2 separate regions of the Mus musculus genome follow, and region 2 is linked to region 1. The links are chromatin contacts, found by Hi-C or POLR2A ChIA-PET in ENCODE. All regions are on one chromosome and are shown on one strand. The core of a region is the stretch at or near the end of the contact, and the rest is flanking DNA. Distances in the headings are between cores, read along the strand shown.

Region 1 (5,850 bases), core at 1,504-4,003:
TACCCATAATGGGTGGCAGGGGTCCCAGCAGCGCCTGCTTGTACTTGACCAAGCTCACGTCCCCGGGGTCCAGTTGCCAGATTGCCAGCATGCTCTTCTTCCCAGGGGCCTGGTACTCTGGTACAATTTCGTCCAGCACCTCATCTGATGGAGTTGACTCCCCATCCTTGTCAGCCAAGAGGACTGCGAGTAGGGAAGGTAATATAAGCACCTGCCACCTGCTGACCCCAACCAACATTCAAGTGCTGCGCTGGGACCCACACTCTCAGCGGTTGTTCCTCCCACTACCCAGTGGAGCTTAAGAAGCCATAGGAGCTGTCATGAACACACAGTAACCCCCAAGTCCCTAGAAATCCCTAGGCTTGGTCTCTTCAGAAGGAGCTCTTGTGACTGGAAGGGGTTCGTGCCTAAGAGACCCTGGAGAGACCAATTTGTTTCTGGTTAGCTTACAGGCTACTACTGAAAGTAGTGGCCCTGGGGTACTCCAGGGGCTCCCCAGCTCTGTACTCTTCCCATAATGTCCTAGATCCCTCCGATGGTGCCCCAAACTAGGGGGTCTCCATAGTTCCTTTGGGTGTCTAGGGACAGGGGTCTCAATAAGATGCTGCCCACTGCCCTCCAACCTTAGGATTGCCTCTCACCGGAAGAAGCCCCAGCCCCACCTACAGGAGAGGCCGCAGCCTCCCGGCTGGACACACTCCTTTCCTCCTCGCTCCCTTCCCTAGAAGGGTCTGCGTGGAATAAAGTCCTACGCCCGGCCAGAATACATACACGCCACGAGGTCCCCACGCGCCCTAAAGTTGCCGCGGGGAATGACCCCCAACCGTGCCGCTCCCTTGCTGCCCCCCGGCGCACGTGGCCGCCGCCCGACTCGGGCGCTCACCTCGGGCGCACAGCGCCAGCCGGAGCAGCTCCAACAGCTGCTCCCCCAGCTCACACGCGTCCAGGCCCAGCATGGTAGCCGCGGCCCGCCGCGGAGCCGCCGCCCGCTCGGCTCAGCCCCGGCGCGACTGCGGTGAGCTCATCCCGGCCGGGAGCGCCCCCCGCGCCCAGCGCCGCGCCCGCGCCGCGCGCCCCCAGCCGCTCCGCGGACCCCGCGCAGCCCGCAGAGACGCGCGTTTCGTCCGCACCGCGCCGGAACCCGGTCGTCCCTGCCGCGCCCGGCGCCGGGACGCGTCGCCAGGGACCCAGAGCTGCCCCACCCCCACGTGGAGTCGGGTCCCCCGGGATCCCCTGGGCGGGGCGTGCTGGCCAGGGACGCCAAGTGGAACAGGTGCGACGCCCCCACGTCCCTGGACTCCCATTATCAGCAAGCGGCGCAGGACACACCTGGAGCCCCCCCCCCTCCGCCCGCAACCCTCCACCTGCTCCCTCCCTCTTGTCTGGGTAAAGGGGACTCCTGGGGCCTATCAGCCTCCAGCTGGGCCACACCCTGTTGGTTCTTGGTACCCACACACTGAAGTGCAGTCCGGGCCACACAGACTCAAGATCTCTTAAAGCTTATTGGTACAGACTGTGAATGTGGGGGGCGGGGAGGGGCGGATGTCTGTGGGGACCTGGGACCCAGACAATTCTGCAGGTTCCTAGACTGGGAAAAAACTAAAGAAACAGAAAGTAGATGCTGAGGGATTTCTTAATCTTGACGTCCAGAGGAGACCTAGGGATGGAAGGGAATGTTGGTTAGTTAAGGCAGGTGACTGGTGAGCTGGGCCTTCAGCTGAGGACCGCAGAACCAAAGGCCTGGATCAGCTTAAGGAAGAAGTAGTGCAAAGCAGTTTCTTGCATTTCTGGGCGTATCCAAGCAGCAGGCTCACCTTTGTTTTGCTGTGCCAACCATGAATGCTGAAGTATTGGGCTAGTGACTACACTGTCCACCACCTTTCCAAAGCAAGATCCTGCAAGGAGGCCCAAGATGCCTGGGAGATGCCCCTGTGCCCTTTGGCAAGTGTGTAATGTTAGACACTGGGGATAGTTTCAGCTGCCAGCAGCCTGCAACCTCTAGAACTGCCTATTCACCCAGGGAGGACAGCTGGCCTGGGGCCAGCCTGACCTTGTGTTTAAGTGAAGTAGGACTGGGAGAAGGCTGGGATCTTTGGGTGATGTACCATATCTGGTTAGGACACCTTTCCAGTCACTCTGATTCATTGGATAAACTCAAATGCCATGTTGAAGGTTCCTGGTCTCAGTAAGGCCAATTACCCCTCCTGTGGCCCCTGGCATTCCTAGGGTAGGGAAGAGAAAGAGGGCATCCGATCTTCAGAAAAGAAGAAACAACCCACTCGTGACTTTAATAAATGGATCAATGACCTGCCAGGTGAGGCTTCCATCATACAAACCCTATGGCTCTACATACCTGTCATATCTGTGAAAAGATACTCTTAGGTCCAGTCAAGCCACACCCTTGACCCCACAACCCTGACTACGCTGGTCTCTGCACTCCTTGCTGGTCCACAAATGGAGTTGAGACTTCAGGACCCTAAACCACTGTTTCCAACCTGATCTATCTGGCTACACTCTGTCCTATTCCAGAGCTTCAGTGACAAGTCCCATCTCTGAGACCAAGCCCTGAGGCAAGTAAGCCACCAGACTAAGGCTCGTCTGCTTTGCAGGCATCTGAGGTTTCAGGATGTCCACACTGCAGGCTATCCCAAGTCACATCTTGCGAGGGCTCAGGCATCTCTGTGGTTCGAGAACCCGTGTATCTCATGGGTCTCGAGGCTCACACGGTTAACCTTAGCGGGCGGGGCCGGCATGGGGCGGGGCGTTTCCTCTCGGGAGGTCCGCCATGGCCATGGTTACCCGCTGCACACCCCACGGCGGGTGCTCCCGAATGCAGAGACCGCATCTCAGCAAGGTGGGCCCTCGGCCTGTGGGCATAGAGTTTGGGCAGGAGAGAGGGCATGGAACGCGGCAGGTGAGGGGGGGGGGCGGTGAACAGACCCAGGAAACCATTGGGAGCTCATAATAACAGCACTGGGTAGCTGGGGTCCTGGCCTTTACTGCCTCAGTCTGTTGTCCCTGCGTAGGTGATCTGGGGAACCTGGGGGCAAGTGTGTGCGATCTGAGTCACTCCCCTCACCCCACACCCACCCCCGCGTTCGCTCTCAGATGGAGCGGGTAGTCGTGAGTATGCAGGACCCTGACCAAGGCGTGAAGATGCGGAGCCAGCGCCTTCTGATCACTGTCATTCCCCACGCGGTAGCGGGTGAGGCTCGTGGACACCCTGGGGGAGCAGGGCGCCGCGGTCTCCGCCCACTTCGCTTCTCCTGTGTAGGCAGAGACCTCGTGGAATGGCTGGTTCAGAAGTTCTGCATCTTGGAGGATGGTGAGAGTCGGCGCACCGCGGCTTGGGGCGGGGACTGGCAGAGCGCTCACTTTCCTTCTCCTTAGAAGCCCTGCACCTGGGCACACTCCTGGCGCAGCACGGCTACATCTACCCACTGCGTGAGTCCCGAGACCTGACACTCAGGCCGGACGAGACCCCCTACAGGTTCCAGGTCAGGCCCCGGGTTGCAGGGTGCACCCCTACTTAGGGAGGGTGGAGCTTACTGGGGTTGGAGCGGGACGTTGTGACATCACTAGAACGAACCCGCCTCCTCCCCACAAAAATCTGGACTGAGGCAAATCCAGGGAGCTTCAACTTTCTGGTGCTGCAGCACTCACGCAAAGGTCTGCGGGGCATTCAGCTGGGGTCCCAGCAGGTCTCATCCTTGAAATTTTCTCTACCTGGTGTAGTGATAGGATCCCTGCATCTCAGTGTGTGAGTCCAGGCCAACCCAAGCTCAGGTTCCACTGGCATTCCGAGTCAGGGAGGTAGTCCTTTTACAGGACCCGGAGTTCCAGGTAGAAAGAATGGGCAGTGGTAGCGCACACCTTTAATCCCAGCACTCAAGAGGCAGAGGCAGGAGGGTCTCTGTTTGAGGCCACCCTGGTTTAACAGAATGAGTTCCAGGACAGCCCAGGCTACACGGAGAAACTCTGTTTCAACCCCCACTTCTCCCAAAAGAGAATGAGCAGTGGTCAGCTGGAGCATCTCATAAGGATGCACCCTCTGACGTCACTGCTGGGTGCTATGAGCTGGTGGGCGGTACTTGGGAGAGAAATGGGAATGTCTTTGGATGTCATTTTCCCTGCACAACACAAGACACCCTACTTTTGGACAAGCACTATGTGGCCAGCTGCTGAGCTAGACTATGGTAAGTGGGATGCGTGTACATCCAGACTGGGAATGGGTGGTCCCAGGGCAAGGCCATGGGGTTAACAGTGATGGCCCTCTGCATTATGTTCCTGTCCTTCCAGCCATCTATCTGGCTAAGAAGAACATCCAAAAACAAGGGGCTTTAGTGGACTATGAGAAGGTAAGCCCTCCAGCAGGCTAAGTCCAGCAAAGACTCACCCCTTGAGCCAGAGCATGCAGCCTAGGCTACTAGATAATCCACACATACCCCTGCCCACTCACTGCAGCCTCACTGGGAAGGGCCCCAGACGGGGAGGCTTAGGGTTCCCAGAAGGGGAGGCAGCCTCTGTTTAAGCCCAATGGGTTGGGATGGTTTCTGTACCATTAACTCCCTGCAGTGTCCTTGAGAGCTGAGGCCCATATTCCAGAGGTAGGCCTGTGTGGGGGTTAGCAACTCCACCCATTGGATACCCTGCTGCCCTGCAGGAACATTATGCCCTGCTGCACAAGAAGATCAACCATGCATGGGATCTGGTATTGATGCAGGCTCGAGAGCAGCTGCGGTGAGACACCACACCACAGCTGGTGGGACACAGAGCTCAGAATGTTCAGGGTGTCGCCGAGCTGGTCTCTGGCAGCCTTGGGACCAAGAACATGACGTCACAGGTTCCACTGCCCGTGGCCGAGCGTGGGGAGTGCTGTGCTAGGATCAGCTCCCTCTCACCTCTGCCTATTCTTCCCAGGGCTGCTAAGCAGCGGCGGAAGGGAGACAGAATGGTCATTTCGTGTCAGGAGCAGACATACTGGCTGGTGAATAAGCCCCCTGTGAGTCCCTCATGTGGTGAGAGTGGAGGAGTTTCCCTGGGAATGAGGCTAAAGGGGTCTGTGTGCTTTACTAAAAGACCCTTTCAAAACTGCTTTCTTAAGCTGTGGGCAGGGAACTTTGTTTCTTGGTTGACAATGCAGAGGTGACATGGTCAGGTCTGAGGCTGCCTCTAGTCCCAGACCACAGAACAAGCCAGGTTAACTCTGTCTAAGGGAGACACATAAGAGCCAATGCAGGGCTGAGAGTCCCAGGCCACAAGGTGAAAGCTGATCTCAGCTGCAGCAGAAGGACTGGGGGTGGGGGTGAGGGTGGGGGTGGGGCAGCGCTGGGAAACAGAGGTTCTAGCACATGACTTGAGGTCTGCTTACTATACAAGGGGATCACCCTGAGTCAGGGTGGGCAGAGAGATGGGGTTCAAGGCCAGCTCAGGGCTCAGTTCCCAAGTTTCAACACCAAACAGTTAAGGGCATTGGAGACCGTGAGGCTCAGCACCCTCATCTCTTCATCCTTCTGCAGCCTGGGGCACCTAACATTTTGGAGCAGGGTCCTGAGAGGGGCTCTTACAACCCCAGTCACATGCAGATGGTAAGCCCTTCACACCTTCACTCTAACTGCTGCCGCTTTAACCCTAACCCTAACACACTTTCGGTTTCTTTGGACGCTCACCTGTCCGTTTATCATCTGATCCACCTAAATGTGCTCAATGCAGCCACTCCAAGGTCCCTATTTTACGAAGTGCCTGGTCTCAGCTTCTCTTGGACCCCACCCTCAGGCTCCCTTAATAACGCTTGTCCTCTTTTCTCTTACCTGCTGCCTTGGGTGCAAGTAAGTGGTGGTCCCAGCCCCA
Region 2 (5,850 bases), core at 1,151-3,650, 41 kb after region 1:
GTGAGACACCATGTGGTTGCTGGGAATTGAACTCAGGACCTCTGGAATAGCAGTCAGTGAGCCATCTCGCCAGTCCTAGTTCCATTTTCTTTTTCTTTCTTTTTTTTTTTTTTTTTTTTGGTTTTTGGCTTTTTGAGACAGGGTTTCTCTGTATAGCCCTGGCTGTCCTGGAACTCACTTTGTAGACCAGGCTGGCCTTGAACTCAGAAATCCACCTGCCTCTGCCTCCCGAGTGCTGGGATTAAAGACGTGTGCCACCACACCCAGCTACCTAGTTCCATTTTCTACAGGGAAGTCTGCTCTTCCAAGTGTCCAACGTCATGCTGGGGTGCTGAATGCTTCCCTTCCCTGGGAAAAGCCCCAGTCATTCTCACAAAGCTAAAGCTCATGTGAATGCGATGTGGAAACTTGTGCTGTAATTACAGGGAGTAGGCACCCTTCCCCCACAGGCATGGTCAGTAGCAGGATTTTAAAATATAATCACAAGGGGCTGGCAAGCTGGTTCACAGGTTCAGTCCCCAGCACTCACGCGGTGGCTCACAACCATCTGTAACTCCAGTTCTGGAGGATCCAACACCCTGTTCTAACCTCCATGGGCACCAGGCATTCCCATGGTGTGTGCATACACACTCTCTCTCTCTCTCTCTCACTCACTCACATTCTCTCTCTTCTCTCTCTCTCTTTTCCAGGCAACAGAGTTATACACATAAATTCTAGAAAAAAAACATAACATTCACAAGCTGGACTTGGTAGCATATATCTGAGACCCTAGTACTTGAAAGAGCAAAGAGGCTCACCTCTGGTTTGAGGCCAGCCTGGTCTATACCATGAGTTCCAGGCCAGCCAGGGATAAAAGCAAAATTTGTCTCAAAAAACTCCATTCCCAAAAGAGAGTTGGGGAGCTGGGGAGGTGAGGAGCTGGGGTGCTAGGTCGGTTAGTAGGGTTCTGGGATGGTGACACAAAATTCCACCACTGGAAGACTTGTGACAAGAGGATTCTCTGGAACCCATATAGAGGAGGGAGAGCCCCTACAGGTCACTGTCCTTGACACACTACACCTACACTCACTCTTGCATGCACACACTCATTTCATAAGCTCTGCTGTACCCACCTCCTATGTACCTAGTAATACAAAAAGAATGTGGAGGGGGGAGTTAGACTTTGCAAACTGGGTCATAATGACAGTGGTTTCTATCACTCCCTATCGCCCCACTTCCCTTACAGATAACTCTTCTGAGGGAAGGCAGATACCAACAGAAAACAATGAGGACTCCTGCCACTGGTCTTTTGAGTCCACTATCTTGGATTTGGATCCCCCAACTTGGCGAGAGTTACTGGGCCATCATCACCCAGGTAGACTGATTCCCTACCCACAGAAAGTGTTGACTAATAAAGGTTGTTTTATTTTGTGCATTTGGGGAAGACCGCATATTGTAGCCCAGGCTTATCTCAAACTCCAAATTCATATGTCTCAGCCTCAACTTCTGGGATTACAGAAATCCACCACCACACCTAGGATAAAGATTGCTAGGATAAACCAATAAACTTCTTGTTTGTTATAAAGCAACATATAAGGAATACAAGGAGGCAATGGAAGGAGTAAGAAAAAACGCCAGTACAGAGAAGAAACAGACAGCTCGGTGTAATGAGGCAGGAAGATTGCTTCCAGTTCAAGGCAGCAGGAGGCGGTGGTGGCCTTAAAAGAACATTAGAACTGTGAGGGTGGAATATGAAGACAACCCCATCACCAACCACTCCTGACCGTACCCACCTCACTGCCTTGGGCCTGAACTTGAAGAACATGAACTGATTCTCACTGATACTAAACACACGGGGCCCAAAGAGCGTTAGGATTTAAGGAACATGTCCACCGGAGCACAAAGTTCCTCTGGTAGGTCAACCCCTGTCGCTCCGGGTCACCACAGCGCCCTCCAGGGAACAGACACGACGGAGCAGAGATTTGTTTGGCCAAGTTGAGCACGCTTGAGGGTGCCAGGCCCTGTGCACTGCTACTCTGGGAGCTCAGGCGGGGCCGACCTTAGCTGTGAGCTGCAAGTGGAGGCGGGACCCGCTCCTGGCCCCCACTAGCTCCGGGCGATCGAACGCAGACGGCTTTGGCCGGAACCAGCTCGCGCGTTAAGAGTTACCTAGTCCGATCCTGACCTGCTCTCGGACCTGTCCGCGAGATCCTGCTCCTCAGCAAGTGGTACAGGACTGGCGAGGCTGGCTCAACTGCGGTCCCTGGAATCCGGGATCCACATCCCCAAGGTTCCCGGGAGGACAGCGGCTGAACAGGAGTACAGACTACGCCGGACAGCAGCGCCCCTCCCCGGCGCACCCCGGTCCGCCCGGCCCCGAGGGCAGCGTGCCACGCCCCCACTGGGCCCACCCAGGAGGCCCGCCCCGCAGTAGGCCCCGCCCCAGAGAGGCTGTGACCCCCCCCCTTAGTTCGGCCCACCTGAACTGTGCGTCACTTCCTGCCAGCGGAAGGGGCGTACCACAGCGATTCCGTTCTGTTGACTGAGTCGGTTGCTTAGCAACACGGCCACTGTGTCCAGTGTTGCCCTTTTCGAGCAGAGAGCCTGTTTGTGCAGGAGCATTTTGGCATGATAATGCTGTGATGGCTTAGGCCTGGTGTTCCCATACTAACCCCAGGAATCCATGAATGGAGACAAGACAGAAGGCCCATGCTAAGGCTTCTTTTTTCTAGCCTGCGTATCTTTCCGATCACTTACTGGCCACGGTATTTTCTTTCCTCAGTGCACACGCAGGCACATAGAGACACACACTACGACAGAAAGGGAAGATCAGAGGACAGTTTTGTAGAGCTGGTTCACTTTCGCCTTTATGTGGGTTCTTGGGATCGAACTTAGGTTACAGGCTTGCACAATAGCTTGGCAAGGACTTTTACTCTCTGAGTAGGCATAAATTTTTTGCAACCTACTTTTTTTTTTTTTTTTTGGTTTTTCGAGACAGGGTTTCTCTGTGTAGCCCTGGTTGTCCTGGAGCTCACTTTGTAGACCAGGCTGGCCTCGAATCAGAAATCTGCCTGTCTCTGCCTCTCCAGTGCTGAGATTAAAGGCGTGTGCCACCATGCCCGGCTGCAACCTACTCTTAATAAGGGTCCAACCTCTCCTCTAGCCTACAACCCAGCAGAGGCAGTGGAAGAGAAAAGTTATTAGGATATGGGTGAAATGGACCGGTTCAGCAATAATTCTTTAGGGGTGAGCTAGATCTTCTTGGGCAGCAGTTCAGTCCCATAGCAAACACCAAGTACAATTCAGCAGCTGCAGACCAGTCCTCTAGGGGGGCAGACACCAGACACTAACCACCAGCTGCAGTCCAGTCCTCTAGGGGGGCAGACACCAGACACTAACCAGCAGCTTCAGTCCAGTCCTTTCAGCAAGCAGACACCAGGCAGCTGTAGTTAAATCCTGAAGAAACTTCTAGATTTGCCAACCAGCCTGATGTGAGGCCGCAGAAGCTGCAAGCTGCCATAGGAACCTCACAAGCAGTTCTTTGGATAATTTCTCTCAATGGCAGTGTTACCACAAGGTGAGCTCAACAATGCTATGTAAGGCGAACAAATACATGCGTGTCTTTAGCAAAGAATAGCAAGGCAGAGCAAACCAAATCTCAGTGCTCCTCTCCCACTGTCTGTGGGGTCACATTTATACTCCTTTATCAAGAGTCCTTACACGTGTCTGCTATATCCAACAAGCATCCTTTCACTTGTGTCTGCTTCAGGAAAACAGTCTTTTATGTGTTTGCTTTATCAAGACATCCTTTCAGCTAGGCAGTGGTGGCGCACGCCTTTAATCCCAGCACTTGGGAGGCAGAGGCAGGCGGATTTCTGAGTTTGAGGCCAGCCTGGTCTACAGAGTGAGTTCCAGGACAGTCAGGGCTACACAGAGAAACCCTGTCTCAAGAAAAATGAAAAAAATAAAAAATAAAAAAGACATCCTTTCATCCGTGTGTCTCAGCAAACCATCATTTGGCATAGCTAACTTTCTAAAGAACTAGAAGTTTCCTCTTGGTGTGCCATTACACTGATTTTATATAGTGCTGTTAATCTAACTCAGAGCTTTGTGGTTGGTAGATAAGCGCCTTACCAATTCAGGTACAACCCTAGCTGCTGCTGCTTCTTCTTCTTCTTCTCCTCCTCCTCCTCCTCCTCCTCCTCCTCCTCCTCCTCCTTCTTCTTCTTCTTCTTCTTTAAGATGGAGTTCTTATTTAGCCCAGGTCAGCCTTGCATTTTTTTTTACATATTTAAGGCTAGTTTTAAACTCCTGTTTTTCCTGCCTCTATCATTTGGTGGGATTATAGGCCTGCAACACTACACTTAGTGATCTGAAGGTTGGGGAAGGTTATGGGAGCTTAACCCATGGCCCAGTGTATGTTAGGCAAACACTCTTATCACTGTCACTGATAAGACCCAACCCTCAATACACTTTAAATTGTTAATCTATTTATTGCTGATGGTGCAGTCTTATTACTGTGGATAATTACTCATTACTGTGTGTCCTGGAACTCACTCTGTAGACCAGGCTGGCCTCAAACTCAGAGATCCTCCTGCCTCTGCCTCCCAGGTGTCGGGATTAAAGGCATGCGCCACCACTGTCCAGCTGAGAGAATGTCTTGCTAAAGCAAACACATTAAAAAAAAAAAAAAGACTGGGGGATGAAGAGATGGCTCAGTGGTTAAGAGCACTGACTGTTCTTCTAGAGGTCCTGAGTTCAATCCCCAGCAACCACATGGTGGCTCACAACCATCTGTAATGAGATCTGATGCCCTCTCCTGGTGTGTCCGAGTATAGTGACAGTGTACTCATATACGTTAAATCTTAAAAAACAAAACAAGGGCTAGTGAGATGGCTCAGTGGGTAAGAGCTCCCGACTGCTCTTCCGAAGGTCCGAAGTTCAAATCCCAGCAACCACATGGTGGCTCACAACCATCCATAACGAGATCTGACTCCCTCTTCTGGAGTGTCTGAGGACAGCTACAGTGTACTTACGTATAATCAATAAATAAATCTTTAAAAAAACAAAACAAAACAAAACAAAACAAAACAAAAAACCGACTGTTTTCCTGAAGCAGACACAAGTGAAAGGATGTTTGGATATAGCAGACACATGTAAGATGGAGGAGGGCTGTCCATCCAAATTTTTCTTCCTGGGACTTGTTTGAGCAGAAAGGTTGAGGATAATCATTAATATTTGTCATCAGTTAAAGTAAAAAAGACAGACAGACAGACAGACAAAATGAATCCAGACACACTAGTCCTCCTTTCTTTCTTTCTTTCTTTCTTTCTTTCTTTCTTTCTTTTTTTTAAGACAAGGTTTATCTATGTAGTCCTAGGGGAAGTCACTTTGTAGACCAGGCTGGCCTTGAGCTCACAAATCCACTTGCCTCTGCCTCCTGAGTGCTGGGATTAAAGGCGCTCCACACCATCACCCAGCTTCTTCTCCGACTTTTATTTATTTATCCTATGGACCCAAGTAAGGAGTAAATACATTTTAGCAAAAACAACTGATAAGTGCTTATTGCAGTGTGTACCCAAGTGCCATTGTTTCTAACTATCTTATTGCTAAAATTTGTCAAAAGAACTTGCTTAGGTGCTTCATTTGGTTTTTATTTAAAAATATTTTCATATGTATGTCAGAGGAGGGTGTATGTATTTGATTTCAGGTACCTCAACACACCAGAGGAAGGTGTCAAATTTCCTGGAGCTAAGGTTACAGGAAGTTGTGAACTGTTAGACATGGGTGCCGGAAACCAAACTCTGGTCCTCTGCAAGAGCAGTATGCCCTCTAGACCACTGAGCTATCTCTTCAGCCTTTTGCTTAATT

The links. A loop is a pair of places that touch in the nucleus more often than their neighbours do. ChIA-PET counts read pairs that join two places held with the same protein, here RNA polymerase II (POLR2A).
Region 2: a map of left cerebral cortex shows a loop between it and region 1 (3-fold over the local background). The contact joins the promoter of Fam234a here to the promoter of Rgs11 in region 1. A Hi-C loop is called at or near these places in 6 of 37 maps with a recorded cell type or tissue (CH12.LX, adrenal gland, gastrocnemius and 1 more). POLR2A ChIA-PET finds 5 or more read pairs at or near these places in 3 of 5 experiments (Patski and embryonic stem cell).

The regions. Positions count from the first base shown.
Region 1 is chr17:26,200,188-26,206,037 of GRCm38, forward strand. Rgs11 (regulator of G-protein signaling 11) reads left to right here and starts at 2,754. Exons shown (of 17, transcript NM_001081069.2): 1 at 2,754-2,854; 2 at 3,109-3,205; 3 at 3,275-3,325; 4 at 3,391-3,497; 5 at 4,145-4,196; 6 at 4,300-4,358; 7 at 4,664-4,740; 8 at 4,921-5,002; 9 at 5,520-5,588. The coding sequence starts at 2,786. It overlaps Arhgdig (Rho GDP dissociation inhibitor (GDI) gamma), which reads right to left and starts at 1,163. Exons shown (of 6, transcript NM_008113.3): 1 at 884-1,163; 2 at 4-183. The coding sequence starts at 956.
Region 2 is chr17:26,241,842-26,247,691 of GRCm38, forward strand. It overlaps Fam234a (family with sequence similarity 234, member A), which reads right to left and starts at 2,401. Exons shown (of 13, transcript NM_001206335.1): 1 at 2,165-2,401.